Regions from separate parts of the Mus musculus genome. Here all the other regions are linked to region 1. Evidence: chromatin loops called from intact Hi-C (ENCODE). Cell type or tissue: left cerebral cortex. All regions are shown on one strand. Region 1 overlaps Adat2 (adenosine deaminase, tRNA-specific 2). Region 2 overlaps Aig1 (androgen-induced 1). Region 3 overlaps Aig1 (androgen-induced 1). Region 4 has its middle 68 kb from the start of Gm40603. Region 5 has its middle 8.3 kb from the start of Gm40603. Region 6 holds the start of Gm40603 (a long non-coding RNA gene).

Region 1 (5,000 bases):
TGTCTCACCGAAACACGACTCGCTGTGACGGAAGCTTCCTATCCCTTGCTTTTCACTTAGCTGACTTTTTTTTTTTCCTTTCAGCGCCAAAATCAAAAGTTCGGAAAAAGGATTGTCAGAAATCCTGATTCTGTAATGATCAACGTCTAGTACAGTTTGGAGACCTGGACAGAATTCCTGACCGAGAGCCGCTGACGTCGCTGGTCACGTTTATATGTTATTACTGTGTGTAAAAATGGTGTCGCTCGTCATTTGCTCTGTTAAAGGAACAAATTAGCCCTTTTAAAAATGTCTGGCAATGTAAACAACCGTGAGCTCTTCCACCAAGCTGAAAGACTATTTCCAGGAAGGGGCGGGATTAAGGTTGAGGTCCCAGAGATCCGCAAGCAGCGCCGCCCTTCACCCACAGCCTCAGTTAGCTCTGGCTTAATGAAGCTTTTTGTGGCTGTGAAGAGGGCCAAGTGGTGAAATGCTTGCCATGCAACCATGAGGATTGGGTCCCCATCAGTGCCAGGTGGGTGGTTTGGTGGCCTGCCTGTGATTCCAGTGCTTGGAAAACAGAGATGGGCTTCCGAGATCCCAAAGCAAGCTCTGGGGTCAAATGAGAGATATTGCCTCGATAATTCATGTGAAGAGAGATCTAGGAGGAACCTGGTGTCATCCTTAGGCGTCACGTGTTCATACGTCAACCCAGATGCAGGCACATCACACGTGACACCGTGACACACCTACACATGCCAAACAAAAAGGGACAAATCTCTGGAAGATTGATCAAGATCAAAACAGGAAGTAGAAGAAAGAGAGAAAGCTTTGACATTTTACTGAGTGCATTCAGACCAGGTCCTGCACCGGACTCCACAGCACAGGCACCTCCTCGGGCTTGTCCTGACTTGTATTGACTTTGTATATGAATGACCAGGCATGTCCAGGGTTCATGTGGGTGTGAGGCAGAGGCGACTCTCAGGTGCTGTTCCTTAGATGCAGGGCCACCACTCCTTCCTTCCTGCCTTTTTTTTTTTGAAAGAGAAGATTTCTTGAAATTTACCATTCAGCTAGGTAGGCTGTCCAGGAATGCCCGGGCTCCACCTGTGGCCTCTAGTACAGGAATTACAGGCATGCACCACCATGCTCCCTCCCTCCCTCCCTCCCTCCCTCCCTCCCTCCCTCTTCTCTTTGAAATGTGAATTTTGGAGCTTGAACTCAGGTCCTCCTGCACTTGACTGACTGAGATAGCTCCCCAGCCCTAGAACAATTTTAAAGAGTATCTAGATAAAACAGATGCTTATAAAGCAAGTGTTTGAGTCGTTTTTAGAAATATCATAGCATATTGCTACAATAAAGTTTTATTCATTGCCCTCTTTCAAGAGGAATAGACTTTAAATAGTGAGTGCTGGACAGATGGCTCAGGAGTTAAAAATAAATACTGCTTTTCCAGAGGATACAAGTTTGGTTGCCAGTATCACCTCTGGGCAATTTACAATCTCTAATTCCAGTTCCAGGGGAACCAGTACCCTCTTCTGGTTTCTGTGGGTACCAACACTTACATGTGCACACAATTCTACTACAGACACACACACACATAAAAGTTCTCAAGGAGAAAATTGAAAGTGGAGTAGTTCCTTACCATGGAGCAACTACTCCTTTAACGTCCATTTCTTCCCTTACTCTCAGAACAAAGACCTTATATTCTTCAGAGCGAGAAATGAAAATAGTCCGTTATATAATTTGCTGGAGGATGACACTTACTGCTGGACATAATGGTGCACACTGCAGCCCCACTACTGGGGAAGTCGAGGCAAACGAATCATGAACTCAAGGCCTGGGCTATGTAGGGACCACCAGCCCTCCCCCTCACCCCCTCCCCTGCCAACGCCCCAGTTAGAACCAGTTGCTGGTCGGAATAAGAATGCAGGAATGATGGTTACAAGATTGCATAAAATGATCCATTGAATCCGAAATAACAAAGCTATTACTCTTTTCAAATGCGGATGATGAAGCTTAAATTGAGTATCTAAAAATTTGACCTCTCAACAAAATCTCTGATAAGGGTCACTGGAGCAAGGTGCGGCTTTTCCGCGCCGTCCTGGGCGCAGTGTGCCTCTCTGCCCAGAAGGGGGCCTCGCTGTTCCACCACAAGGCCAGTGCCAGCGCAGCCTCAGTTTCTTCAGCGCGTTCAAGTCCTTGATGCAAAGCGGCTGTGTTTGTTGACTCTGCCATTTGAGCGCTGTCTCCGACTTGTTTGTTTTGAATTACATTACAGGCTGGAATGTGATTGTGGCGGTAGTATTTTTAAATTGCCCGGGGGAGCAGCTAATCACAGTTACATGCTTCAGAGGATTTATAATTGCGTGGTTTTGTGCGCGCGTGTGTTTTTAACAGCATTTCAGAAGTTTTATGAGCGAAGAGTACGCAGGATTTTAAATTTACAATAATGGTCTGTGCACCTTCTCTTCGGTTTTAGCTACTTTAAAGACTCTCTTCTCATTAAGTTTTAGTGCCTTGACTAGTGTGTTCCTTTCTGCAGTTGGTCATAATTCATTCCTGGCTCCCGTGCTCTCCTGCAGGCAGACATCATTATATGTACTGACTTCATATCATTTGGGGGGAATTATTTGTGCTCGAAACAACCTGAGATCTTATCTTTGTAGAGTACCATCAGATTATTCTGGCTCATGATAAACCTTTAAGAGTAAATTTAGCTTGAATTTAGGGAGAAAATAATAATAATAATAATAATAATAATAATAATAATAATAATAATAATAATAAAGGTAAAAGCATAGAGCCAGAAACATGTGGCCGTTATTTCATCCGAGAGACAAGAACTGCTCAGGAAGCAGAGAGGTAACCAGAAAATAAGGCAGTGTACGTGTTTTCCCTTTCTGGTTTTAACAGATGGCTAAGTAGCATTTCCTAGTTCCTAAGCAGGGCTGAATGGTTTCCTTTCCATTTACCACCTTTAAAATTCTCTTTCCAGTCACTGACAAAAGAGCTTTTGCACACAGGCATAGTTTCCTGTGGAAAAATCGCTGTGGGTCGATTGCTGTAGTTAGGGATTAGTGCTGCCACCTCAAGATCACAATGGATGTCATAGACACCAAATGTGCAGAATTCAAAAGCCACGTCCACATGTCGGTGAGGAGCTATAGATATGTACATAGCAAAACTGTGTGTGTTCAGTGTCTTCCAGTAGGCTCTGCTGTAGTGTCGAACACGGAGGCCCACCTCAAAAGCTTGCTTGAAGGGACCAAAAAAGAATCGTACTTCGTGCATGAGATAGTTAGGAAGGCATAGAACATAGACAGCCTGTAGAGCCATGTGCCCTGCTAAAGAGAAATTGGGGAGAAACTGTCACATCTAAGCTGCTGGAGTATCCCAGATTACTGGGTCCAATCAGCGATGAAAAGTCATGTCAAGATATCTTTGCACTTCCCGACTTGTACACTTGAAATATGAAGAAAACAGCCAGCGACCCAGATGTAGGCAAGATGGCTTGTTTTTCTAAGGACCCTCCTTCCCTATTTGTAGCCCAGGCTGGCTTCAGACTTACTATACAGCTGAGAGTGGCCTTCAATTTCTGACCCTCCTGCCTGTCTAGTGTGCAGGCATTATAGGTGATTGCTACTTTTGCTGGGTTTGTCGATGCTGGGGAATCAGTCTCCAGGCTTCATAAAATGCTAGGCAAGCACCAGGCAATTGAGCTACATCATAGCCCTTTCTTCAGTTTTTTTGTTTTAAAGTTACGCCATACGTTCTCCGGGTCCTTTACCCGGAAGCACTTCGGTATTTATGCATAGAGTGCTGCCTCTCCGCATCGACACTCCCACTCTGTAACTATTGATTTGCTTTAAAGGCAAGGCGCATTGGTGTTCCCGTTCAGCCAGTTGGCTCAGATAACCCTGGGGAGAATTCCCTCCTGTGAAGCTAGCTCCACCCTAGGGCTATGCTCCGACCTAGACCGTTTCGGCCACCTTTCTTGAGAGCTCTCCCACCCAGCCACACCCCCCTCCACGGACAGTTTTTCATACCTGTCTTGCCCCTATCACCACTGCTGCCTTCTAGTTAGTGCGCTCTTCTTCAGGGTAACAGAGCGGTCTTTTTGTTTGCTGCTTACTCATCTAGAGGCAGACAAAGGCCAGCAGACTCTACAGGTGACATAAAGTTTGCGCACTTGGTTAAAATGTCTGATTTAGTCACTGTGGACTTGGCTTTCTCTCTCTCTCTCTCTCTTTCTCTCTCTCTCTCTCTCTCTCTCTCTCTCTCTCTCTCTCTCTCTCTCTCTCTCTCTCTCTCTCTCTCTCTCTCTCTCTCTCTCCGTAGCAGTGAGTGATCAGTCTGTGGGGGAAGAAATTGACTTTTTTTTTAAAATAAGAAAGACCATTTGACACTGATGGAAGGGAGGGAAGGAAGATTCATTATATAAATTCAAAGCAGCTGTTAAATTATTTGATTTCATTTTTCCTCTGTATTATGTGTTCCAGAATTCATAACTTTTGGTAAGAATATTTTAAACAGCACAGTCAATAAAAAAAATGAAAAGATCTAAAACTAAGTACTTTCATTCTTGACATCCTTCTCAGAAAAAAAAAATCATGTAAATTTCATTATAACTAATAGCGTGGTGGAAAAATGGTCCAAGCTATTTCTGACATCACAAGCGCCCTGTGGTAATAATAGGACTTTGAACTCAATGCTGATGATTATTGCCCACAAAATACAAGGCATTGTGGTGGTGGTGGGGGGGGGGGGGGGCACAGACACACGTTTCCATGGAGACAGCTTGACTTTAAAATGTTTTAGGCACCACCCCTTGAGTGTAGGTAAAAACAAAAGCTAAGACTAATTTTTTTTTTCATTTTTTTTAAAAGTAGTGATGCTTCTGTGTTTTGAAAGCTCCGGTGAAGCCAAAGCTGGCACTGCCAGGGTGCTCCACAGCCGCTGACCTCCAGTAGGCTTGAGGAGAGGAGACATCGGCAATTGATTTCCCTGGCTTTTGGCAA
Region 2 (5,000 bases), 300 kb after region 1:
CAGAATCAATGAAGACAGGTCTGTAGGGCATTTTCTTGATTAATGATGTATGTGGGTGGGTCCAGCTCACTGTGGGCAGCACAACCCCTGGATCTTGGACAGTATAAGAGACAAGGCTAAGCAAGCCACAAGGAGCAAGCCAGTAAGCACCATCCCTCCATGGCTTCTGCTTCAATTCTTGCCTCTAGGCTCCTACCTTATGTTCCTTCCCTGACCTCTCTCAGTGACTGACCATGACCTGAGAGTTGTAAAATTTTTTCTAAAAATTTTTTTTAAATTTCCTTCTTGAGTTGTTCATGGTGCTTTAGCACAGCAATAGAAACCCTAAATGAGACAATATCCAATTTTTAACAACTCTGTGGATGTGTGTGGTAGAAGAATGTGAGCAATAAAGGAGTCAGTACCTTTAAAGCTGGATCAAGAGAAATTATGTCCCCAAAAGGAAAAGGGGGGAAAGGCAACCCATCCAACTGTGACTGACTGTGACGCAGTAACCAAAAAGCCAGAGTCACAGAGAGAGAGATGAATGAAGAGCTACAGAAAGAATATCTGAAGAAAACAATGGTTGATATTCTCCCCAGCACTGGGGAGGCAGAGGCAGGTGGATCGCTGTGAGTTCCAGGTGAACCTGGCCTATAGAGTGAGTTCCAGGACAGCCAGGGTTGCCTACATTACAAGAGCCTGCTCTCCCCAAATATCTGAAACTGAGTGAAAAGAATAAAACTAACAAACCAACCAAATCCCAACAATTCCAACTGCTGCACCATCCAGAAATTATCTCCTGCATATTCACGAGAAAGAAATGAAAGTGCACGGTCACAGAAAAGATGCCTGATCATGAATATCCATTGCATCCCTGCTTATAATAGCCCAGGGTAGAAACAATCTTGATGCCCTTTAATGTGTGCATGGTTAAATAAGCTTGGCACATCCATTAGCATAAAATATTAACAATTTGTATGAACATCCAGAGACTTATCCTGAATTAAATAAGTCAATTCCAAACAGCCAAATATGCATGGTTCTACTAAAATAACATTGTTAAAATGATTTTTAAGTATCATGGCAAAAGGGAGCCAATTAAGATTGCCAGCGGTCAGGGATGAAGTGGTAGAAAAGGTTACATTAGGGATTCCTGTGAGGATGGACAGGTCCACACCTGAAACGCTTCAGGCCCAGTCTCTTGGATGCAAGATGAGGAAAACGGTGAAGCCTGCCATGAACGATTCCTCGATATTCCTTGCAATCGCTGATAAGCAGATCGAAAAGAAGAGACCTCCATATACTGAAACGGACATAGCTGGGGCTCCCACCCTGCCAGAGTCTCTGCACCAACGTGTAGCCATTCACAAAAACACACTGGTGACCTTCTTGCACAGTTAAATGGATGTTGATGGTGACCAAACGATACCACTTGAAGTACACACCTTCTATAAAGGAAAATTCATGTTCTCACAAAAATTGGAACACAAATGTTGACGGCAGTACTTTTCACTATCACTACAAATGTGAAAAGCTCAAACAAAAATCCCATGTGTTAAAAAAAAAAAAGAAAGAAAGAAAAGAAAAGAAAAGAAAAGAAAAGAAAAGAAAAGAAAAAAAGGACACCTGAGAATGGAAGCATGGTGGCCTGAATTCAATCCCTGAGACCCACCCACATACAGGCAGAGCAAGAGAATACCACAGAATTGTCCCACTAACCACTGCATGTGTGTAATAGTATATGCACAAACCACACACACACACACACAGAGAGAGAGAGAGAGAGAGAGAGAGAGAGAATAAAAATAGATTAAACAAAATGGACAAATTGTGGTACATTTAAGCAACAGTGAATGCATCATTGATACAAGGCAGCATTCATGAATTTGAAATCCATTATGGTAAATGAATTTTAAAAAATAGATTCAAAAGCATACAGCAGCCTTTCTATTCTGTTTCTAGGAAAAGGTAAGACTGCAGAAAAAGAACAACAAGGCCATTTGTAAAACACATCTGTGGTTGACAGGTCAAGGGAGTGCTTGACTGTGGAGAGGCAAAAATGCCAAGTTATGTTTTAGATAGTCATGATAATAATTACCAAGTGCTATGCATATGTCTAAACCCAGAAAAATCACACCAAAAAGTATTAAATGTGTGGAAATTAAAAATAAATTTAAAGAAAATATGCACAGATACTGATCTGATGTTTGTAATAATATGTGTATGACTGACAGAATCAAAGTTAAAGTACTACTAACACTGGTATCTGAGTAATATTTGGAATTTGAAAATAAGTTATAAGTAAAATGCTCCTTTTGTAAATCTGGTACAAATATATGGTACCTGTCTATGCATGCAGGCACACATGGATCTGGAGTCTAACATTTTGTATATTCCTATCAGTACACAAACGTCCAAAATATGCAACATCTTGGAACAGTAAGATGTAAAGAAATTAGGGAAAACGAAGATGGGAAGGACCCCTTCTTCCCTATGGTTCCCTGTATTTCACAAATATTTCCCTTTCAACTTTTTTAAAAACATCAAAAAATAATAATTTATGGTCACAAATGTATAAGATTTTATAATGCCTACATATTGCCTTTGAAGTTAACATTTTCTATGATGTAAAAGTGTCTGTGATATAACAGAGAGAAAAGGGCTGGCATGCTCCACCCCCCGCCCACCCCTACCCCACTCACCCCCACAGAATTTGTTCTGCTCCACAATGGAGCTTGTCACAGGGTGTGTCACTTTCAAACAGAGCCGTCTCGCTACCCTGGGATTCACTACACTGCAGGAGAGAAATGAGCCCTGTAACCGTCTCCCACAGGCCGCACAGAGAAAGGCTTGCTGTTACAGAACTCCAGGCAGCCAGATTTTTCCGAGCTTGGTTGGAGCACAAGAACATCTGATTCAATGTGGAAAATTGTACTACTGTTCACGCCTCCACAGAAGCATGTGATATCTCAGGGCAACACAGAAAAACAGATGAAAAGCCTCAAAAGCAGTTACCAGTTTTACTGAATGTTATACCAGGCGCGGGAGGAATGGCAGGGGTGGGTGGGGAAAGCTGTGACCTCAGCCTTTGGTCACATGACTTTCCATGAGCTCAACATCATTCTCAGCTAGGAGAGGGAATGGGTGAAGAAATAAGTCACCAGTTCCCCTCCTGTGACTCCCGTGACCAAAGTACGCTTCTGTTCTACACCTGACCCAAACAAAGCCTGGGGTGGGGGTGGGGTGGGGGGTGAAACAGACAGGGAGACAGACCAAGGCAGCGAGAGACACTCACAGACAGAAAGACAGAGGCAGAGAGAGAGGAGAGGGGAGGGGAGGGGAGGGAAGGGGAGGAGAGAAGAGGTCAATGCAAGGCAAGGCAAAGGATTCCTCTCCTGGATTTTTACACACATTTGAGTGCCCTGCAGAAAACCATGCAGTTACATGCTCTGTTTAATATCCAAGAGAATTAAAGACAAAGAAACACCTAACTTTGTTCCGCAAGTAGTGATGCACCAGTGGCCTCCACATGGCACCTGTGGCTTTGGCTGGCTAAGGAACACACCATGGTTACGAAACAAACACAGAATGCCAAGACATTTCATTTCCTTTTAGATGATACCATGGGCTGCGGTCAAGTAGGCACCTGATAAGTATGTACGCGAACATACGACTAACAAAAATGTGAAACGCAGTGCGCTTAAGGAGTTCCTTTCCTTTCCATATATACATACATACATATCCAAGAACACTGGATCAATCATCTCCTGTTGTTTGAACAGACCACGCAAGATCTTCCATATTGGAGCGTTTATTACTCTGTCCCTTCTTATGGTTTTTCTTAAATTCTTTTCGTGACAGATAATAAAAGAGACGATGATAACAACAAAATAATCGGACTCAGTCCCTTCACTCATATAAAATATAAGACCTTGCCCTGGTCCCTCATAAAATTATGAAGCATCCAGCCAAAGAATGTTTAATTAGCCAGACATAGTGACACGTGCTTTTAATTCCAGTACTGAGAAGAAAGGGGTTGGGGGATGGGAGTGGGGGTGGGGGTGGGAGGGGCAGGGGGGCAGACTTCTTGAGCTCAAAGGCAGCCAGGCTACACCGTGAGACTTTGTCTCAAAAACAAAGCAAACAAACAAAAGAATGTTTAATTATAATATTAAAAAGAGGTTGTCTATCATGCTACTAGTGTGCTAAATATGATGATATAAGTATCAGACTTGACAAGTAAGTACCCAAGAAAGGAGACTGCTCCCTGGCACGATGTTACACATTGACTATTCCATCTCTAGGAACAGTAAGACAATGTAATTGTTTTGTGTGTCTTGGCTGCCCTGAAGATTATCTCAATATGTTCTTCAGAGGGAATAAGTAGCCTACCACTTGATGTATGGTACCTATCTTTTCGCTTCTGTTTTCAAACTGTAACGTTTTACATGTTTTAACTATGTCATTGTTTAAGGCACCTTAAGCACAGTTTGGAAGTATGCAGAATTACTATCTCAGAATTACTATCTGCAGGCATTCCACATTAAATTACAGTCCGCAGCATCATTTATCAAATTAGAATATAGACACACATCATCTGATGATCTTCTTAAGATGCTAATTCTGGCTGCAAAGGTGTTGAGGCTTGGATGTCCCATTGGCTCACATGTTTGCACACTGGGTCCCCACCAGTTGGTCATGTTTTGGAAGGATGTTAAAGGAAACTTTAAGAGATGGGGCCTCCTTAGAGGAAATGTGTGCATAGTGGTAAGCCTTGAAGTTTTGCTCTCTGCTTCATGTGCCTACTGACATTTCTCCCCCTTCATGATGTTCTGTATCCCCACAAACTGGGAGTCAAATTAAACTGTTAGTCCTTCCAAGTCCTTTGTTGGAGGTATTTTGTCACAGCAAGGGAAAAAATTACTGGGCTACCAAGAGAAAATCTGTATAGTTAAGTTCTAGTGCAGCACTAAGCATGCCGGTCCTCACTCACACTTTGAGCAAGGGGGTGAAAGACA
Region 3 (5,000 bases), 280 kb after region 1:
TGACATCAGCCCGGGAACCATTTCAACACACAGCACAAAGATAACTCAGAGTGGGGCAGAGGCTACTATCTACTCCCTCAAAAACAACAGTGACGGAACCAATAAATATAACGAACGTAGCTCAGAACGTGGTGGCTGCCAATCATTTCTTCTTCAAAAATGAAAACAGGGGTTAAAAAAAGAAATTATACCCTTTCTCCTCAGATGCATGAGTGGCCAATTTGACATGAATTCTAGAGACTCTGCCAAACACTCTGATGCTCATTCATGGTCTACTACCATAGACAGCCATGTAATAAAGTGGAATTCCTTGATCTGGACAAGCCCTCTCTGACTGCTACAATATCACCTAATTGCTATCTATAGAAGGTTGTGTCCACCATCCTGCTAATTGGGTAGAATACATAGGAATTGCTAGAACAGCTGTCTGCCACAAAGGGTGCTCAGAGGGAAGCAGTAATAAAGGTCTCATTTCACAGGATTTTTTTATGGAATCCATCATATTTAAAAGATATCAGACTGAAATCATACAAGGCAAATTGTGCTTTACAATTGTACTTTCAGACAAAGTCACCATATTTGGACACTACACACAGGACTTTGTCAGAGAGTCCCGAAGCACACAGGACAAAATATTTACTCTTTCAAATCTCAACTAAGTACCCTGAAAATGCACCTTTGTGCTATTTTTTTCCATTAACCACGTGTTATTTATCTACATGCTGAGCTACTGTTTGTTAAAACTTAATTCCCATGCAGTTCTCTGCATCTGAAGAGCCAATGAACATTCTCTGGAGATGAGCTGGCAAACTGACTGAAGGGCTGCCAGGGCTATTTCTGGAGGTGATCGTCACTCTCAGGATTATCCTCTACGCGCCGTTTCTCTAGGGATGCCAGAACACACTTCAGGAGAACTCACTTGACCCCGAAGGTGCTCCTCTTACCACTTCTTGAAAACACCTGTCATACAGAACTCATCAAATGGCATGATAACACCTGCTGCTGTTCGTTTCATTTTTCACATTGTGAGAGCTTTGTGGGCTGAGACAAAAGTCCTTCATCTTTGCATCCACAGAGCCTGCCACGGTCCCTACTTATAAAAACACCATAGGATGATACAAATATGTCCCTTGCCTTCGCTGAGTTGACAGTGAGGCCGATGTATATAACACATTACAGTATGGTACATAGTAATGGAGGTAGTGGATGAGAACATGTTTCCCCTACAACATGTCCTATCTAAGCTGAGACTTGACAAATGACATGAGGAGAGTGAGAAATAAGGCTCAGCCTACTCTGGGAAAAGCAAAACAAGGAGCGGGGGGGGGGGGCAGAGTAAAGCAAGGGACAGGAATGGGAAGGAAGAGGCAGAGTAAAGCAAGGGACAGGAATGGGAAGGAAGCCATGTCCAGAGATGAGCCTGGAAACACCAGGAGGTGATACTGTGTCATCACGAGTTTATAAAGCCATAGCAAAGGTCTTTGTGCTAAAGGAAGAACTGGCCTATTGGTGAGCTAGACAGAGGAGCAGCCCACTGTAGAAACCCTACTGATCCTGGCCTAGAGGGTCCAAATATTGAAGACAGACGGGCCAGTTAGGAAGTAGTTCAAGCAAGCCAGGTACAGGGTTATGTGGGAAGAGAGAAAAGGTGACTGATACACAGAAGAGGAGGCAGGCTACAGAGATGTTAAGGATACTGAGGGAAAGCCTAAAGCAGTATGCTGACCATGGACATGGTTAGCAAGTGGACAAAGAAAACCCATGGCTAATCCTGATGGTCAGCCTGATTGGATTAGAAGGGATTAGATTATGGAAGCACACTTTAAGGATTAAAGTAGGCTTAGGAAGACCTGCCCTACGTGTGGGCAGCAGACGATGTAAAGGACAAAGGGCAGAAAAGCCCATGCCCACACTCCCCACTCCCTGCCCTCTCTCCTGACTCACTCCAATTGGCAAACTGCTGCAATGCTCTCTCCATCACGAGGACCTGAAACCTCTAACATCCTGAGCGAGCTAAATCATCAGTACCTTGAAGTTACTTCTCTCTGGTATTTGTCACAGACGCAGACAGGCGAGGAATACACAGGCCCGGTGGAAAAGGTGCCAATCGCCAAACATAAACAGCTCACTGGAGTTTCCTTATGATGTGTGTGTTCCCTTTTGAGTCTTCAGGGCCCTGAAATGAAGGGACGGACTCACTTGGATGCTTAGATAGTTCCAGACCAGACACCAAAATCCACAGAATGCTGACAATCAAGAAAGCCACATGAAACAGGAAATGTGAAGTGGACATCTGCATAAAGGGCATGAGGAGAGCCCTAAAAACAGCCAGAAGAAAACTTGTGGAACAGAAATACCAGGAGAGGAGAGATGCCAAGGTAGGCAGGGGACCTTCAGAGGACAGTTTAACAGCCACAAATGAAAAAAAGGGGGGCATTTTTTCCACTGGCTCTGGTAAGTAGAAGGGCTATACGCCTTGATATTGAGTGCAGGTTTAATAGGCCTTCAAGGCTAGGAGCCAGTGTGGGATGGGAATTGGAGCTGAGAGACTAAAGTCAGTGAGGAAAAACTTTATTCCTAAAGCATGATGGGAAATAAAAGATAGCAACTAGAGGCAACTCCAGAATATTTTACCCCTTAAAGAGTATATTTTCCAGTCATTTGAGTAGGACTCATTGCCTCCTGAAGGGATTTTCTTTATTTAAGTCAGCTCTACTGACTAGGAAATCAAAGATGTAGGAAGGATGTAAAAGACATGATCCATTTGTTTAGGAACGGTCATTTGCTCAGTATCAATGAACATGGATCAGATACTTAAAGCACGCACTGGTTTCTTCATTCAGCTAACTGTATGTGATACCTCGAGACACTCAGTGCACTTCTCGATATAGTAAGCTACACTCTGCCCACACACATCTGCTCCTTGTAAGGACATCCAAGGTTCCATCTGGACAAGACATTCAGCAACACCTCAAACAACAGAAAGGAGCTCACACCTCCTCCTCAAGGTGAAGGACACTTCCTGTCTTCAAGTTTCAAAATAGTTTCTCTGTTAATGGGCTGCTAAGGATGCCAGCAAAAAAGCAACATTTTGATTGCTAGTAAAGAGAAAGGACCCAAGGAGGAAAGTGGCTGCTGGAAAATGAGCAAGACCTCCACAAAGAAAAATCACAGAGTTTATGCATGCAAGGTTAGAGACCACCCACAGAGATGGAGGAATAGCCTACATTGCTGGGAAGAACAATGTTGGAAAATGTCCATTTTCCCTAAGTTATAGTTTAAGGTTTCTTTGTTATACCAATTAATAGCTTAAAGTCTTTATTTAAAATTTGGCAAGCTTATTCTAACATTAAATGGAAATGAAACAGGCCACAATAATGAAGATAATTGTAAATGAATTATTTGTAACATAAATATAAACAGCAAATTAATTGGCCGCTGTATTTCTTGACTTTAGGTTAATCCCTAATAAGACACAGATAAAGCAATATTTGTTTTAAACTGCACCTTAATAGCGAGCAGCTAAATGATCTACCTTTAGCCTGCTTGATAATCTGTCTCCCAGTTCCATCCCATGATACTTGCATGTTATTAATCTGGCTCTTTGGGCTTCAGATGTGTTTCCATGATCTCTCTCTCTCTCTCCCCCTCCCCCTCCCCCTCCCCCTCCCCCTCCCCCCCCTCTCTCTCTGGACCCCTTCCTCATGGCTCCAAATCCTCCATCTTCTGGCTGATCTGAATCTCCCTCTCTCCCTTTCCCTTTCCCTTTCCTCTGGTTGGCGGATGCCCCACTCTATTCTCTATTCTACACAGCCACTGGGTGATCAGCTATTGAAAAGGTGGAAGATAAATGCTAAGAGTTATTTAAACCAACCTGAGACAAGAAATTCTTGGTATAAGCACCGCAATGCTGTGTCCAGATTGAAACAAGATATGAGGGCAGAGAAATCTGCATTAGAATGGCACAGGGCAATCTTTACACAGTGTGCAAAAACATTATGCCTACAGATAATCTTTAAGAACAAAGTTGGAGGACTAACATGATGGAACGTCAAGCCTGAATTTACGGACATAGTTACTATAAAGTGTGGCATTTGTGCAAGGATAGGGAAATAGACGAGGGGATCAGAAGTCAGACGTTGATTCATAGTAAAGCTACTAGGGAACAATGGAGGCTCATGGGAGCATGGGAGAAAGCAATGACCCCAGACCCCCGTCACACCATACACAAAAACACTGCTTGAGGGACAGATATAAATGTAAGATGACAAAACTTCTGGAAGTCAGCATAGAGAAATTCCCTCATGGTCTTACATAAGATAAATACTACATTAAAGACCAAAAAAAAAAAAAAAAAAAAATTCCCCACAGCAATGAAGTAGATTGATAAATTTGGCTTCAACAAAGTAAAAAATTCAGCTGATCCAAAAAGAGCATAAATAGGGCCAGCGAGGGGGCTTGGTTGGCACAGCACCTCCTTTGCAACCATGGGGAACCGAGCTCCATCTCCAGAGAGTCTATAAGACAAGCCTGCTCTTGTCATTCACATTTGTAACCCCAGTACTTTGAGGCAGAGACAGGAGGACGACCTCCAGAGAGCCTAAGCTAATCAGCAAGCCCCAGGGCAAAGAGAGACTCTGCCTCACAAACAACATGGTGGCACCTGGGGAATGACCGGGAGGTTAACCTCAGCCTACACATCCATGAGTACACATGTGCACACATATGCCTACATGGGCACACATATGTGCACGTGCATGCACGCATGCATACGCGTACACACACACACACACACAAAGACAGCACACATATAGAGTGTAAGTCACAGATGTGGAGAAGTAGACTACTCTATGTATCTGAAAAGGGTTCCTACCCTTTATTTAAAAGTAGTTTTTCACAATCCAGAAACTAAAAGTGAGACAACTTAACTTTCTTTTAATGGACAAAAAGTTCAACAGGCATTTCACAGCACAGGCTACTCAAGTGGCCATGAAACAAAT
Region 4 (5,000 bases), 830 kb after region 1:
ATAAATGAGGGTTCTATGACCCCTTCCTTGTGTTCATTAATTTGCTGTGAGTTCTCAGAATTCAGGAAACAGTCTACTTACATTTTTCATTGTTTTGTAAAGGAGACAGATGAAGAGCCTGAGGCAGAATTCTGTAAGGTGAAGCATGGCTTTATGTAAGTACATGGCTTTTCTTTGCCGTTTCTCAGTACGCCACTCTTGTAGAACCTGCATGTGCTAGAGAGCCTACAAGTACCTACACCCCTTCTTTGGAGAATTTTTATGTAGGTTCCATTATATAGGCATGATGAATTAACTAGGCATTGACCCCTGAATTAATCTCCAGCCCCTTTCCCTTCTCAGAAATTGAGGGTATGGACAGAGCCGAAGATGCCAAACCTCTGATGCCATGGTTGGGTCATCTGGCAACCAACCATTCTATGGCCTGAAGCTACCTAGAGGCATTGAGCCTCCAGTCAGCTCATTACCATAGGAGAAGAGACTCCAATCCCCACTGCAGAGATCCCAGAGTCTTTGAAGCTCTTGTGCCAGGAAATGAAGACTAATGCCAAATGTTATAACAAAAGGTGCTCCCAGACTACTGTTATCCAGGACAGTGTGCAATGATTTTATAATTAGTTTAGAAATGATTACCAGGAACTAGAAGCAAAGACTAAACACACACACACACACACACACACAAACACACAAACACACACACAAGCATAGTGCTAATTTGTTCATCTATTTTTCCCAAAAAAGTCTCATATAGAGCTAGAATAGAACAATCAAAGCCAAAGGTACTTTGGTGGCAAGGACATGTAATTCCAGCTACTTGGGAGACTGAAGAAATGGGACTGCAATTCTGAGGACAGCCTGGCCTATATGGTGGATTTGAAACCATTCTGAATAACTTAAGAGAACCTTATTTCTAAATCAATACTAAATGGAGATCATTTAATTGGAGGTGGTAGTGAGTGCTTACCTAGCCTCTACCAAGCCCCTGGTCTCAATTTCCAACATCATCAAAAACATTTTAAATTTATTATATATTTTATTATTTAAAACAAAATTTAAATTTAAATATGTCTTTGGATTATATTCTTCCCCTCGCCCAAGTTTTTCCATATCATCCCCCTCTATCCACCCAACTTTCAATTCTTTCTCAACTAAAATACAATAAACAATCCCCCAACCAAGCAAACAAAATAAAACAGCACCAAAAAAAAAAAAAAGAAAAGAAAAGAAAAACTAAACCAAACCAAAACAAACAGCAACAACAACAAAACCCCCAGCAAACTGCAACCAAATAAAAGCACATTGAAAGACAAACAGACAGACAAACAAACCCAACAAAATAAAAAACTATGGCAGGACCAGGTTGCATTTGGCTTAGTTGTTGGCTGAGGGGGTCCCAGGGAGACTCCCAAACAACTGAGGCTGATGCACAAACAGAGGGCTGCTCTCTGCAAACTGACAGCAGGGCCCCAGTGCTGAGCACAACAGCAGCACTGAACATTCACACAGCTCAGTGAACACGGAGCGGTCGAGCTGGTTCCTCCATGGAACCTTCTCCCTGACTTTCTAGTCTCTTTGTTGTGGGAGGGTACTCTTCAGGTTACTGAAAGAGAAATATGGACACCAACCCAACCGGAAAACCTTTGACCTATAATCTGTCCTGCCTGCAAAATGTGCTGGAGCAAGGGTGGCCCAGAACTCCTGGGAGTGGCCATCTAACGTCTGATTTAGTTTGAGGCCCACTCCACTAGAGGGTCCCCGTGAAGGACACTGGTCAGGAATTGGAGACTGGATAGTCCAGAGACCTAGGGTAGAACCCAACTTGACTTGCCAAAACCAAAACCAAAACCAAACGAAATAAAAATAAACAATAAAACGAAAAGAAACAAAACTCAAGAAATGTTTCCTTTTAAGATTCTGCTGTGCTCATAGGTCTATGCCGTTTCTAGGCATCATGAGAGAGGCATCCACTGGCAGCGGGTGGGAGTGGATGCAGACACAGTATGTGGAGAGAGAATCTAAATTGGGGGTCTCCATCATGTCCCACCCCTCAGAGCTCAGGGAAGCCAGTGGAAGAAGTAGAGGCAAGATTGTAAGAGTCAGAGGGTCTGAATTCAGGACACCAGGAGAATGTGGTCCACAGAATCAGCTAAGCAGGGCTCAGAGAGACTGAAGTGGCAAGCTTGGGGCCTGTGTGGCTCTGCACCAGATCCTCTGTGTATGCGATGGAGCTGTTAGCTTGTTTTTATGAGACCCCTAACTGTGGGAGCAGGTGTATCTCTTGACGTTTTTGCTTACTTTTGGGACCTTCCTATTGGGTTGCTTTGTTCAGCCTCACTGTGAGGCCTTTTGCCTTGTCTGAGGTAGTTTGTTTTGTTATATTTGGTCATTGTCTCTTAGAGGCCTGGTCTTTTCTGAAGGGATCAAGAAAGGGAGTAGGTCCTTGATGGGTGAAGGGAGGGGAAACTGTTTTGTTGGGATCTATTGTATGAGATAAGAATCTATTTCAATTTAAAAAAAGAAAAGGAAAAAGAAAGGAGTTTTAGCCGTATTTTGTTTCTCTTCCTTTCAGTACAACATTTTCTCTCAGAAATGTGATTTTAAGCAAGTAGGGAAGGGCAAAATGAAATTTAAAGAGAAGGTTGGACATTTCTCTTTTCTTCATTTACCATGCGCGTTCACCAAAAGCACGGAGCAAACATTTCGGCTGTTTGATCAAAGATTTCAAGGCTGACCCCACGCAAGAGCTGAGCAGTGCAGTATCTAGCATCACCAACCTTGCAGGATTGATGCAGAACGCTGTGGTCTAGGGCTGTTAGTCTATTGTTAATAGGACAGTGCCATCTGCTGGTGATGTAAATATTTACAGTCGCCTGCCTGAAATTGATATCCTTGAGGTGATGAATCCTGTTTGTTATAGTATTACTTTAACAGTACTTAGAGAATCAAAGTGAGGGATAGTATCATTTCATTGTCTTATAAAAGAAATCCTCTTACTATTCCGTGAGAAATGACAAGGTCCGTGCCCTCACCAGAGACAGCCCAACCATCCAGAGAGTGCCTGGTCTTTAGATGGTTTGCCTTCAGGCTGAAGGAGCTGAAGGAGGGAGCAGGGCGTCACCCAGTGGACTCATATAGCCATGGCAGGAATGGAAGGATGCAGTCCGTGTTTCACAGTGAGCTCCCCAAACCTTTGAAGAAACAAACCCAGGTGTCTCTAGCTATCTAGACTGCTGTCCTTTTAAAGCAATATCTTCTCTACCAGACGTTTCCCATTGATTAAGGATTGGAAGACAGGTTGCTGACAAGCGAGGCTTCTCCGGATTTTATCCGCTGTCGTTTCTGGGGCAAAGTACCACTGAAGAAGGGACTTTGCCACTGTGGTTAAACCAAACCGTTGGAGATGAAGGCTATCCTAGACCAGTGGTTCTCAACCTTCCTAAGGCTGTGACACTTTAACACACGTCCTCATGTTGTGGTGACCCTCCCAACCATAGAACTATTTGTGTTGCTACTTCATAATTGTAATTTTATGACTCTTGTGAATCATAATGCAAATATCTGTTTTCTAATGGTCTTAAGCGACCCTTATGAAATGGTCATTCGACCTTCAAAGGGGTTCACTGCCTATAGGTTGAGAACTACTTAACTATAACACTAGCATAAGCACTTGGCGTGAAGTGCAGGGCTTTTGGTTTTTTTGCAGCACTCAAATGGAAGATAGGGTTTTGATCATCCTTACCAAGGGCTGTATTCCAAGTTACAGAAGTTGTTTTGTGCTGGACATATTATTACTGTTTTTATTATCCTAAGACAAGACTATCAAATCATATGCTATTTATAGAATGGTAGAGTAGAGAGTGTACATGGGTAAATGAGGTTTTTTCAATAATTTTAGACACTAAGGACATGACAATGTGATGAAAGCAAAGGTCACACGGGGTGTGAGGGAATGCCAGGAAATGAGGCAGACATATAGGCAGGGAGGGGGACACAGTGACAGCCAGTGTGACTTAAGCAGGTGTTAAGAAAGGAAGAGAGAAAGGTCATGCTAGTGTCAGAAACTGTAGACTACAAAAAGGACAAAGTGAAAATCTTAGGAGAAGTCCTATGTGCAAAGCTGAGCCCAATAAGGCAACCTTGCATCTGGAACATGCCGTGGAAGCCTGGGTGACATATTGCCGAGCCTCTTGTCTTGAACTTTCTATAGCAAAAGGGAATAACGACAAGTCTCATGAAAAGTTTCCCTGTTTAAGTTCTCCTCTTCATCTGCAAATGTCTGTCATTTGTTTAAAAAGTCACCTCAAGTGGGCGACACACAGTTGAAATCCCTCCCTGGAGGGTTTTACGTCGTTTGGTTTTCTGTGATGCTGGCTCTCACTGTACAGTTCAGGCAGCCTTTGACCTTGTGCAATTCCTGTTTCTGCCTCCTGTGGGTCAAGACTGTACCAACCGTGGTTGGCAAAGACCTGAAGCTTCCTTGTATTTGTATAGGGACTCCGAGGGCTTACACTGAAATCTCTAGTGTATTTATTGTTTTGTTTAGGGATAATTACCTCTATAAACACTACTATTAAGTAAAGAGTGATGGGACTAAGTCTTGGAGAGCTGAGCATAGTTCATGTACAGCCATAGACCCAAAGCATTATTATGTATTTGAAAACTATGGTGGGTGGTGGTGGAAGGAGCTTCCTTTAGCTGCTGGAGTGTACTTAGCACGGTAACAGACACACCTTCACTGCCCTCAGCCTCCGGTAGAAGCATGCAAGGTTAGGCAGAGCATCTACCTGGACATTGTCTGCTCCCATCTTTGAAAAGCTGAGAGCAGAGCAAGGGAGCTTTGAATAAAAGTAGTCCCCGTAGGCTCATAGGGAGTGGCAGTATTTAGAGTGGGTGTGGCCTTGTTAGAGTGGGTGTGGCCTTGTTAGAGTGGGTATGGCCTTGTTGGAGGAAGTATATCACTGAGCTGGGTTGTGAGGATGATCAAGTCAGGCCTAGTGGCT
Region 5 (5,000 bases), 750 kb after region 1:
AATAACCAAGTAGAACACAAAGACTATGAAATTAAACAAATATTTATTTGATCTAATATTTACTAATTTAAAACATGTTTTAGATTACTAAATATTTTAAAGGTCAGTTGAAGCTACATGTTGTTTCTATGAACACCTCATTGCAACCAAAATTTTTTATTAAGGATAATTTCTTTAAATGCATTGAGAATATACTTTATTAACACAGAGATGACAAGAAATTTTAAAATACAAAAAATCACCACTCTAACTTTCCCAACAGTTTAAATTTAATTGAACAAAATCACCAGGTTTATTTTTTACTTCCCTAACAGGCCATAAAGCAAATGAATACGTATACAGTTCTTATATCAATTTAAAAAACAATTATAAGCCCAATTTTATGGTCCCAGTCATCCTTAGAGCAGTCATTGCTGATGACTTGAAAGTCACATCAGCCACAATGACAAGACAGCTTCCAAGCTGCATAGCAAAGGGATAGGATTGCGGTGGACCTATTCTTATCCATTTGCCAACTGCATACTTTTTAACCACAGACCTACTCTTGCGGCACTGGTGTGGACTGCTTAACAGCTGTATGGACATTCATTTATGACAGGCAGCAGACTTCCTCACGTTCCTGTTGAATCAAAGGCCAAGGGGGACAAACATTTCTTTGACTCTTCTCAGTGGATTGACCTGAGGAGAACAGTATGTGATGTTGCTATTGCATTTCTTGCTGTCAGGGACTGTGGACCATGTTGGGAGATTCCACCATTCTGAGACTGAAAAGTTTAAAGCTAGAGGTGCCTGGTGGGAGTCATTCTGGAAACCTTAAAACCCACACTTAGAAAATGCTAGGATGTGCAAATCCATACTGATTTGGACACTATACTAATGTGTCTAAGTCAATGGATAATGTGTATAAGTCCATAGTATTCTATTTAAATGCCATGGCAGAAAGTTATTGTTTAGTTTTATTAATTTCTCCCCAATTGTCCAACATTGTAGCTTTTGATGCTAATTTTTGCACTCACATTGTTTTGACTGCTTTAGATTTCATATTTATTATTAACAGTTATAAACTTAGGTAAAGATTCCATCTCATTATTCTGATGACTTGGAATAAAACCCCATAAACCTAGTCTGTCTTGTGTCTAATATCTGCCTACTATTGTACTTATTCTTGTGTATTTATATTTAATTTCCATTTGCTTTAGATGTTAGGAGCACCATTTTATATGTATATATATATATATATATATATATATATATATATATATATATATATATATGTATATATATGCCCTGGATATGTGTTCTTCAAGAAAAGCCTTCTTTATTATTTTATTAACTATTATATTTGTTTTTTCTTGTATTATATTGTTTTATGCGGACTTGACTTTTCTTGATTGTTATCTCTTGTTTTATTAAAACTTTAAGTTTTGATTTATTCCTGGTTGTTACTTTTTTTTCTGGAACAGCTACAGCTTTATGATTCATTCCCCATTCTCCTTTCGGTCTCATGTTAGCTCAGGGAATCTGAGTCACTCTCAATACTCTCTCTCTCTCAGCACTACCTGACGTTGTCACCTGACACTGTAACCTGAGATGCAAAAGCGGATACCCCAGAGAACTAATTCACTCTGCTTATTGTCAGTTCTACTCCTTAATTATTCCCTTTGCATATTAATTAGAGTTATTAATTAGATTTTTTCCTTCTTTCTGGCTGGTCTGGAAATTGTTATATAAATCAGGCAGGACTTGAACCCACAAAGATCCTCCTACCTCTGCTTCACGTTCTAGGACTGAAGAAATGTGCCACCATGCACACCTTTTTCTTGCGGTTTTAAATTTTAAATTTCTTCCTCTTAATAAATTCTCCCTTTGCCACTTTGTGCTGCCCCCCTCCCCCACCACCACCATGGTGGCCGAATAGTCATGCTTCCTTTAATGCCACTAAGAAAATGACTCTATTTTTTTCTAACATTATGTTCCAAAGGCTAATTTTTCTGTGAATTGTTGGAACTACATTTATATTTACATCCACTGATGAATCAGAAACCAATCTCCAGCAATCAGAAATGAAATGATGCCCCAGGACCATTATTTAGTGTTATGGAGAACTCCTGTTAAAGAAACCAGAGGAAGACTCCAAGATAGCTGGGTCCAAATTGGTTCTCATTCATTGTATCTTCCCTGGATCTTTCGTCTTGCATAGATAAATATGTTCTGCCTAAACCTAAGGTTTTATGTACTCATCTTCGTAGATATCTGTAGTCCTAAGTAGCAAAACCTTAAAAATTGGCAGTTTCTTTTATCAACTATGGAAAACAGATTTTACTTGGTAAAAATATTTGAAAATACAATGGAAAGGTGTCAGACAGGGATAAGTTGTCAATAGAAAGGCGTGAGACTGAGGAAACGAGTTAGGTAACCGTTCAAGAAGACCTTCATCCTCAAATTCCTTAGCCGCCCTCCGTGCTATAACTTACAGTAGATCCCTTCCCAGAACTCCAGCCTGGTGAGTTCCAGGCACGTAGAACAGCTTGTGCTTCTGACTAGTGCTCTCTGAAAAGTGCTGTTTGTTTGAGCTGGATGATGTCATTTCCTGGAGAATTCAGGGAGTCATCGTCTTCAAATTCTTGTTCCAACATTTTTCCAAATGAGCAAGGATTTTCGGCATCATCCTTTAATTTGGGGCTAGCACGACTAAAACATTTGTCATAGCAAAGCCCAACAAACCACAGAGCTCAATGCCAGCCTCCCAGTTTTCAGAACCCAGGAGAAACTTACATCACGTGGTGCTTCTGTAACTGGAAGGGCTGTGAGATGAATTTCAGGTGAGCTTCACATCAAAATGAAGTTAGGTGGCCATTTCATCAACATATTTGGTTTAAAGGCAAATTGGTGAGATCAATTGCCTTTATCAAGATGCCCGATGATGCTTTGTTTGGCTTCCATACTAGGGGAAGTCAGAAACCTGGGAAAACAGACATTGAATTTCAGAGTCTTAAATCCCATCCTGCTTTCCCTGCTTAGCTTGTCCTCTGTCTGCCGTGAGAGACTCTCAGCTTGCAAACTGCAATTCCTGCAGCAGAGTGGGTGTTTATGGGGAGGGTGAACCAAGAGCAGCTCGGAGGAGGAGGTCTGGAAGAAGAATAGGATGTGAATTTCAGAGCTGCGAAATGACTGTCTCCACCCACTTCAGAGAAGGAAGTGGTTTTAGTGACAAACATCTCAGGTGTGGGAAGAGCTGTGATGCCTTTCATTCTGTAGTGTAAGAAGAAAGGCCTCCTCACCATTCAGCTGCTCGAGCTCCCCCACTCTCTCCTCCTTCCTGCCTCCTCTCCTGTTCTATAAGCTCAGTTCTTTAGAAGCAAATCTTGCTGCTGCAGCATTTAATGATGTGCCATTGCTTGGCAATAGTTGGGATCAAAAAAAGAAAAAAAAACCCCAGCTCATCAGCAATTTAGATATTAATCATAGGTTCTGAACTTTAAATAGATGCCTGAACTCTGAAAATAATCTTCGTTAAATGAATACAATGTACTCAAGGAGTTGCAGTTGCAGTTGCAGTTTAAATGTTATCTTGTTCATTTGGCTTCAGTATGTTCTTTGGGGGCGCTTTGCATTTTGGTACTTGGGGTAAACTGGGATTCAAACAGTACTCATTACGCAATGTCTGTGGATTTCAGAAAAATGGACATCTCTGGAGTTGCTCCCCAGCTCCGATTCACCCGCGTTGATGAAGCACTGCTAAACCTGGTGGCTCAGAACTTTATTTAGTGTTAGGTAGGACTCTTATTCAAGAGACCAGAAGGAAGACTGCAAGGTACTTGGCTAGAAATGCAGTTAAAAGACTTTTCCAGAGAGTTGGGTGGGTGGAGGGTGGGGTAGACACTCAGCATTTCTTATGGTTGCTAAGTTACATAAGAAGCAAGATCACAATCAGAATGCTGCCTTGGCAAACGCAGAGCTCAGTTTAAAAGGAGGGTAAGTACGATCGATCCTATAAAGCATTTTTGATAAGAGATGCACAGGCTTGTTTATAAGATGATGCCTTAGGGTTACAAGAGCCAAGAGTCCCCTCATCTACTTGACCAGAGCTCGTGCTCAAAAGTCCAGATACAGCCTTTCTCCCCAAGCTGATGCAGATAGTCTATGGGCAGTACCTTTTATTTCTAAACTTTCAAGTTCTACAGATTTGATATAGCAATCCCAGAAGCTCACTGTCTAGGCTCTAGAGCTACTCCTCCTCGGCTTCTGTAGGACTGACATTGAATGGGATTCCTTTCCATTGGGGCTGTTCTGTACATTGTAGAATGCTTAGCAGCATCCTTGGTGCTCGTAAGCAGGTATCAGGGTAAGGCAAGAACCTGCTGGGATTCCGGGTTCTTGCGTCCCTGAATAAGAAATTAGGCCAGAAACTTAGGATACCCAATATACAAGATACAATTTGCAAAACACATGAAACTCAAGAAGAATGAAGACCAAAGTGTGGACACTTTTGCCCCTTCTTAGAATTGGGAACAAAACACCCATGGAAGGAGTTACAGAGACAAAGTTTGGAGCTGAGACAAAAGGATGGACCATCTAGAGACTGCCATACCCAGAGATCCATCCCATAATCAGCCTCTAAACACTGACACCATTGCATATACTAGCAAGATTTTGCTGAAAGGACCCTGATATAGCTGTCTCTTGTGAGGCTATACCGGGGCCTAGCAAACACAGAAGTGGATGCTCACAGTCAGCTATTGGATGGATCACAGGGCCCCCAATGGAGGAGCTAGAGAAAGCACCCAAGGAGCTAAAGGGGTCTGCAACCCTATAGGTGGAACAACAATATGAACTAACCAGTACCCCCGGAGTTCGTGTCTCTAGCTGCATAAGTATCAGAAGATGGCCTAGTCGGCCATAATTGGAAAGAGAGGCCCCTTGGTCTTACAAACTATATGCCTCAGTACAGGGGAACGCCAGGGCCAAGAAGTGGGAGTGGGTGGGTAAGGGAGTGGAGA
Region 6 (5,000 bases), 760 kb after region 1:
CAAGAACAGCATCCTAGGACTGAGAAATGCCCAGACTTTAGTGATGCCCATCTTTGTAGGTTTGTGGGGATGTTTCCAGAAAGGAGTGGGGGAACATAAACCCACCTTGAAGGTGAGTGGATGTAGTGGAATTGTCCCCTAATTAATTGATTGGATAATAAAGATGACAAGAAGCCAATCTCTGGGCAAGGAGAAGGCAGACAGTCTGTGTCCAAGAGGGACATAGAAAGAGAGGGGGAACTTTCTCTAGCTCCTCCATTGGGGGGCCCCAGTGGAGGAGCTAGAGAAAGTAACCAAGGAGCTAAAGGGATCTGCAACCCTATAGGTGGAACAACAATATGAACTACCCAATACCCACCCCCCCCCCCAGAGCTCGTGTCTCTAGCTGCATATGTATCAGAAGATGGCCTAGTCGGCCATCAGTGGAAAGAGAGGCCCATTGGTCGTGCAAACTTTATCTGCCTCAGTACAGGAGAACGCCAGGGCCAAGAAGTGGGAGTGGGTGGGTGGGGGAGCGGGTGGCGGACTTTTGGGATAGCATTGGAAATGTAAATGAAATAAATACCCAATTAAAAAAACAAACAAAAAATGAAAGAAAGAGAGGGGGAGGAGAGAGGGAGGGGGATGGGGGGAGGAAGAAGACGAACGGGATCCAAGAGGCTTGAAATTGGCACAGATAGCTATGGATATTATAGAAGAGCAATAGAATAATACAAGACACATTTGTCCAATCTAGGGGGTAGCTTATATTAGTATCAATTGAGTTTTGAGTTCTTTGTGTGGGCATTTTGAGGGCTGAGAATTTAAAGTTCTATAAATGTGACTGATAAATTACAAGCCTGTGGAGCCTTAATTATAAGAGGCTAGTGGTTTAGGGCTAGCCTCAGGGGCTAGCAGCGGGGAGATGGCCTGGGAAGGTATGAGTGGTTCAGGGGCAAGTGAACCTTAGGAAACTGGGCGGACTGCCACTTGGGGATGGCCATGGGGGCGGGGAGACCACTGTTTCCGGTGAGTAGCTGGTGATAGTGTCGATTGTTTTTTTAATAATTACATACTGCAAGTCCATGGTCTGGAGCTGTGAACTGAATACAGATGGAAAAGGAGAAAGCCAGCTGAGCGTTCAGATTTCTGCCTCTTGGACTGCCGAGATCAGAGAAACTAGATGTGACAAGGTCCCACTGACAGGAAGCCATACTTTGCATTCCCCAGATCACCACTGTGTCTTTCATGGATAGACTGTATCTCCTCAAGCCATGAACCCAAATAGCCCTTTCTCCCTTAAGTTACCACTTGCCAGGCATTTGGTCCAAGTCATTTGAAAGATAAGTATTAAGTTAGCAAGTGCTCAGAGCCAAAAGTTTTGGCCTCCATAGTTAGGGAATGTTTCTAGTTGGCAGGAAGGCTGTATCAGAAGGTTTATCAGGCATGGCTTATCTAGAAAACAGAGTGTCATATTTCATTACATATTGCTGCTAAGGAGCATGCTCAAATTCAGATGTCTATTTCTACACTTATAGATTTTGATTTAGAAATAGAGACTCAAGGCCCAGAACTTGGTGTGTTTCACCAGTACCGATAATTCTGAAGCAGGTGGTTGTCTTAAACAGATCCAGTCTAGAAATTGAGTTGATTCTTGCTTCTCCTCCCTGGCTCAGACCCTTCAGCTTAGACCCATTTACATTTTTTTCATCTGCTCCTATTTTGATGAAGCCAGTTTTAGAATAATAATTTACTTCTAGCATGTACTTACTGTTATTCAAAATAGTATCATTTGGCAAAGTGGAAATGATTTTGGGAAGATGGAACATAAAAAGCTTTTGAAAAGACAACCAGATCGTCCGATGGACTATTAAGCAGCAAGAATAGATGCGGCTGAGGCAACGGAGGATTGTAGCAAATGGTCTCTGTGAGGAAGTGACTAATGGGGGCTTGGGGAGCCAAGGGGAAAGGAGACAGCATTGTGCCCCAGTCAGGAGTTAGATCAAGTGTTTACTCTGCTCAAAAGCCTTGTGACACAGGGGCAGCCAGGTGCCTGGATCATGGCCCTTCGAACCACAGGCCTTTATTCACTTAAGTAGAATCCAGGCCAGGTGGCTTCTGGTTTCCAAGCTGGGAAAGGGCATCCAGGAAAAAAGTTGTCTGGAGTTACAGGAAATCTGCAAGCCTTGGTATTGGCATGTTTGGTCAGAAAAGCTGAGCGACAGATATGTGTTCCTCATTATTAGAGAGACATGGGGTGTTTAGTGATCTAGGATGGGTTCCATCAGGAAAAGCCTTGGGTCAGCACATGGGATGCGACCAAAAATCTGAAAGAGCGGCATACAGGTCAAGAGAAATGTTGGCTCCCTTCTTTTCCACAGCGATGATTTTAGTAGAACAAACAAATAAGCAGATATACATAAATTGGCAGTTGGATAAAACATGCCAAGAAACATAAAGACCAGGAGCAGAGGCACAGGAATATTGTCTGTAGTCTGTTCTCGCTGTATTTGAATGCAGACATTCACACTGTGTCGTAAGTACTAATTTTTTTAAAAATTTTTTTCTTTTAGTACTAATTCTTATTAGCAGAATTAAGAAAAAATTAGGAGGGGGCAAGCAGTTTCAGTCAGCCCTTTGAAATACAACTTGCAAAGGAAAATCTCGAGATACTTTTGGTAAATCTAGATTTACCTTTGGTATCCTGCCTTGGTCTCCACTGTCTCTCGATTTCCCTCTGGCGGTCACTGCCGGCACTACACTGATATATTTTCCCCAGGTCTCTGCAAAAAGTCCATCTAGGGCTCTTGGAAGAAAGACTGCCTTGGGTGTTATTTCCTGAATAAGCCAGTTGTTTTCAAGTACTCTTAGCAATGGCCCCTTTACTCAAATAGTATCTCACCCAGAAGCCTAGTTCATAAAACAGAGAGGGAGGAGGAAAGATATGTGCACCTGGCCTCCATCTGGAAGCAGTTCTGTGAGACAAAGCTGAGTAAACCACTGGGTTGGACTAACAATACTAATAGACTAGCGTTAGACATTTTCACGGACATGTTTTCGTTTCAGAAGAGCTGTCTTGACAGTAGTCTCCCTTCATCAGCGCTCTTTAGGTTGAAATTAGCAAAAACCAAACTCCAGCTAGTCAGAGAAGATAGAACTCTTCTGATTGCAGATCCTGGCAGGGAAAAGGTGTGTTCTGAAGTAGAATACGTGTAAAGACTTAAACAAGGAACGTCATTCTGCCTTTGGCCAACTTTCTGTCCTTCCCCACTACTCATCCCAATCTAAGGAAAAGAACAGAAGGTGGCTCTGTCCAGTCCCTACATGTGATCCTGCGTGACAGTCTCACTGAGTTCTGTAAGGAATGAGGGCATCCGTAGTTCTTCCTGTAAAAGAAAATTCAACTACCTTTTGTGTTTTAATTATTGGAAGGAATAGATAATATCAAGTCAAAACAGAGGTGACTGGGGATCTCGACTGTTTTATCTTCAGCTTCATTTCTGGGTTCTTGGTTCTCTCTTCTTTATAATCTCTGTTTTGTCTTTAGGGTGACTTCACATATGCTAGGATGGCTGCGGGGGACCTTGAGGATGGATGCTTGCGGTTCGTATCACCCAGCAGAAGTCTGGAGCTGGGGCTTCCCTTTAACTGGTCTGTTCAGGAGCACACATATGTCTGAGGTGACCCTGCTGTGAAAGACTGGAGAATGACTGGCCTACACAGAGGGTTCGGTGGATGTGTTGCCCATGAGCTGGAAGGAGGAAAGCAAGAAATGGGGAGTGAGTGCTTTTTGCTGTAGTGAGAAAGCCAACTTCACAAAAAAAAAAAAAATTGGAGCAGTCTGGGCTTGTGAGAAAAGAAATATTAGAAAATGTGTATTTATGAGGATTTTTTAAGTCCCATTTTGTTAGCAAGAAGCACAGAGTCTGGCGATGATTCATGATAATATCCCATATGCTATTATATATCCCATAATATCCCAGTATAAGTATGTATAGCTAGAAAACAAATAAAGTAACCACAAAACCCCAAAGCAAGTAAACAAATCCTCAAATATTCCAGCCTAGACAGGATTCCAACCTGGTCATTAACTTCACAATGACTTCATATGTGACCCAATGCAGTCAACACTGCATAATACCAGCCATTCTTAGTGCCCTTTTCAGACACATTCTGAATCAAGCCCTACCCTTTCTCTCAGAGCCTAATAAGAACCACACCTTGAGCGCTTCAAATAAGAAAGAGTTTTAGGCATAGGTTACATTCCTTGTTCTTGAGGAGGGTCCCTATGTGTAAACTAAACGTGCAGACTGCTGGGTTGACCAAGCTGGGAACCTGGAGAGCAAATTTTACTGAATTTTCATCCTAGCTCAGAGCCGAGTGCATTACCAAAGGGAAGAGGAAAGATACTCAATGCACAGTATTATCAAGGCTCCCAAGGATTCTAAAGGGATATCTAAATTGGCTAAGTAGCAAGAGAGACTTGCCAGACAAATGGCAGCTCTCAGACTTTATGTCTTTCTCTCTCTCTCTCTTTTTTTTAGGGAATGAGAGCTTTTGGAATTCCCCAGAGGAAGCAGCTGCCTTCTTCCAAGCCCCAGGAAGCAGCTCAGTGCATGGGAGGCTTCCTTGGGGTTCTCCCTCCATCCTTGGTGGCAGGATTTGCCCTTCAGGTTCATCCATTTCCTGGGGATTATCTCTGCATAATTACTCTGTGATCCAAATAGTTGATTAGAGACACTCCAGTCCTCTCTTTGTCAACATGGTACGCTTGTGGCTGCCAAACATGACAGCTTTTTTAAATTATTAAAATGTTTGCAGTGGTAGCATTTAAAATGAATTTCAGGGCAGTGATAGTCACATTGTGAGAAAGTCATATGTGTCTATGTGAGAAAGTATTCCCCCTTGTGATTTCCCCTTTGTCCCAAAGATTCGTTCAAAGCACATCTAACTGTAGAACTGCACCAAAGTTTGCAGAAGTTTCTTGACCTTATCTCTGTGGACTGATGAGAGTATGGTTT

What was found. Hi-C counts contacts between places; a loop is a spot of excess contacts. Peaks named below come from ENCODE experiments on the same cell type or tissue, not always from the same donor. Only the 100,000 strongest peaks of a DNase experiment are listed, where the experiment ranks them.
Region 2: it touches region 1 in a loop (2.9-fold over the local background); 12 of 42 quality-filtered maps call a loop at or near these places.
Region 3: it touches region 1 in a loop (2.9-fold over the local background); 2 of 42 quality-filtered maps call a loop at or near these places.
Region 4: it touches region 1 in a loop (8-fold over the local background); 21 of 42 quality-filtered maps call a loop at or near these places.
Region 5: it touches region 1 in a loop (4-fold over the local background); 24 of 42 quality-filtered maps call a loop at or near these places.
Region 6: it touches region 1 in a loop (5-fold over the local background); 24 of 42 quality-filtered maps call a loop at or near these places.

The regions. Positions count from the first base shown.
Region 1 is chr10:13,562,731-13,567,730 of GRCm38, forward strand. Adat2 (adenosine deaminase, tRNA-specific 2) reads left to right here. Exons shown (of 6, transcript NM_025748.4): 6 at 85-646. The coding sequence ends at 128. Among named protein-coding and RNA genes, the nearest start is that of Pex3, 12 kb to the left of the region's middle. In left cerebral cortex, a CTCF peak has its summit at 2,103 (motif pointing right); DNase peaks (open chromatin) are centred at 1,460, 2,150 and 3,058; H3K4me3 peaks cover 520 bases.
Region 2 is chr10:13,858,435-13,863,434 of GRCm38, forward strand. The region is part of intron 1 of Aig1 (androgen-induced 1); the gene reads right to left. Among named protein-coding and RNA genes, the nearest start is that of Aig1, 8.0 kb to the right of the region's middle. In left cerebral cortex, no CTCF peak of the experiment used is centred here; a DNase peak (open chromatin) is centred at 2,907; H3K4me3 peaks cover 488 bases; H3K27ac peaks cover 632 bases.
Region 3 is chr10:13,842,153-13,847,152 of GRCm38, forward strand. All of the region lies in intron 1 of Aig1 (androgen-induced 1), which reads right to left. Among named protein-coding and RNA genes, the nearest start is that of Aig1, 24 kb to the right of the region's middle. In left cerebral cortex, no CTCF peak of the experiment used is centred here; DNase peaks (open chromatin) are centred at 848, 2,552 and 2,931; H3K27ac peaks cover 381 bases.
Region 4 is chr10:14,388,354-14,393,353 of GRCm38, forward strand. No RefSeq gene overlaps it. Among named protein-coding and RNA genes, the nearest start is that of Gm40603, 68 kb to the left of the region's middle. In left cerebral cortex, a CTCF peak has its summit at 3,077; DNase peaks (open chromatin) are centred at 2,294, 2,866 and 3,078; H3K27ac peaks cover 425 bases.
Region 5 is chr10:14,311,607-14,316,606 of GRCm38, forward strand. No RefSeq gene overlaps it. Among named protein-coding and RNA genes, the nearest start is that of Gm40603, 8.3 kb to the right of the region's middle. In left cerebral cortex, no CTCF peak of the experiment used is centred here; DNase peaks (open chromatin) are centred at 2,659, 3,167 and 3,817; H3K27ac peaks cover 2,787 bases.
Region 6 is chr10:14,318,985-14,323,984 of GRCm38, forward strand. It overlaps Gm40603 (a long non-coding RNA gene), which reads left to right and starts at 3,447. Exons shown (of 2, transcript XR_871462.1): 1 at 3,447-3,582; 2 at 4,524-5,000. In left cerebral cortex, a CTCF peak has its summit at 2,716 (motif pointing left); a DNase peak (open chromatin) is centred at 2,729; H3K27ac peaks cover 170 bases.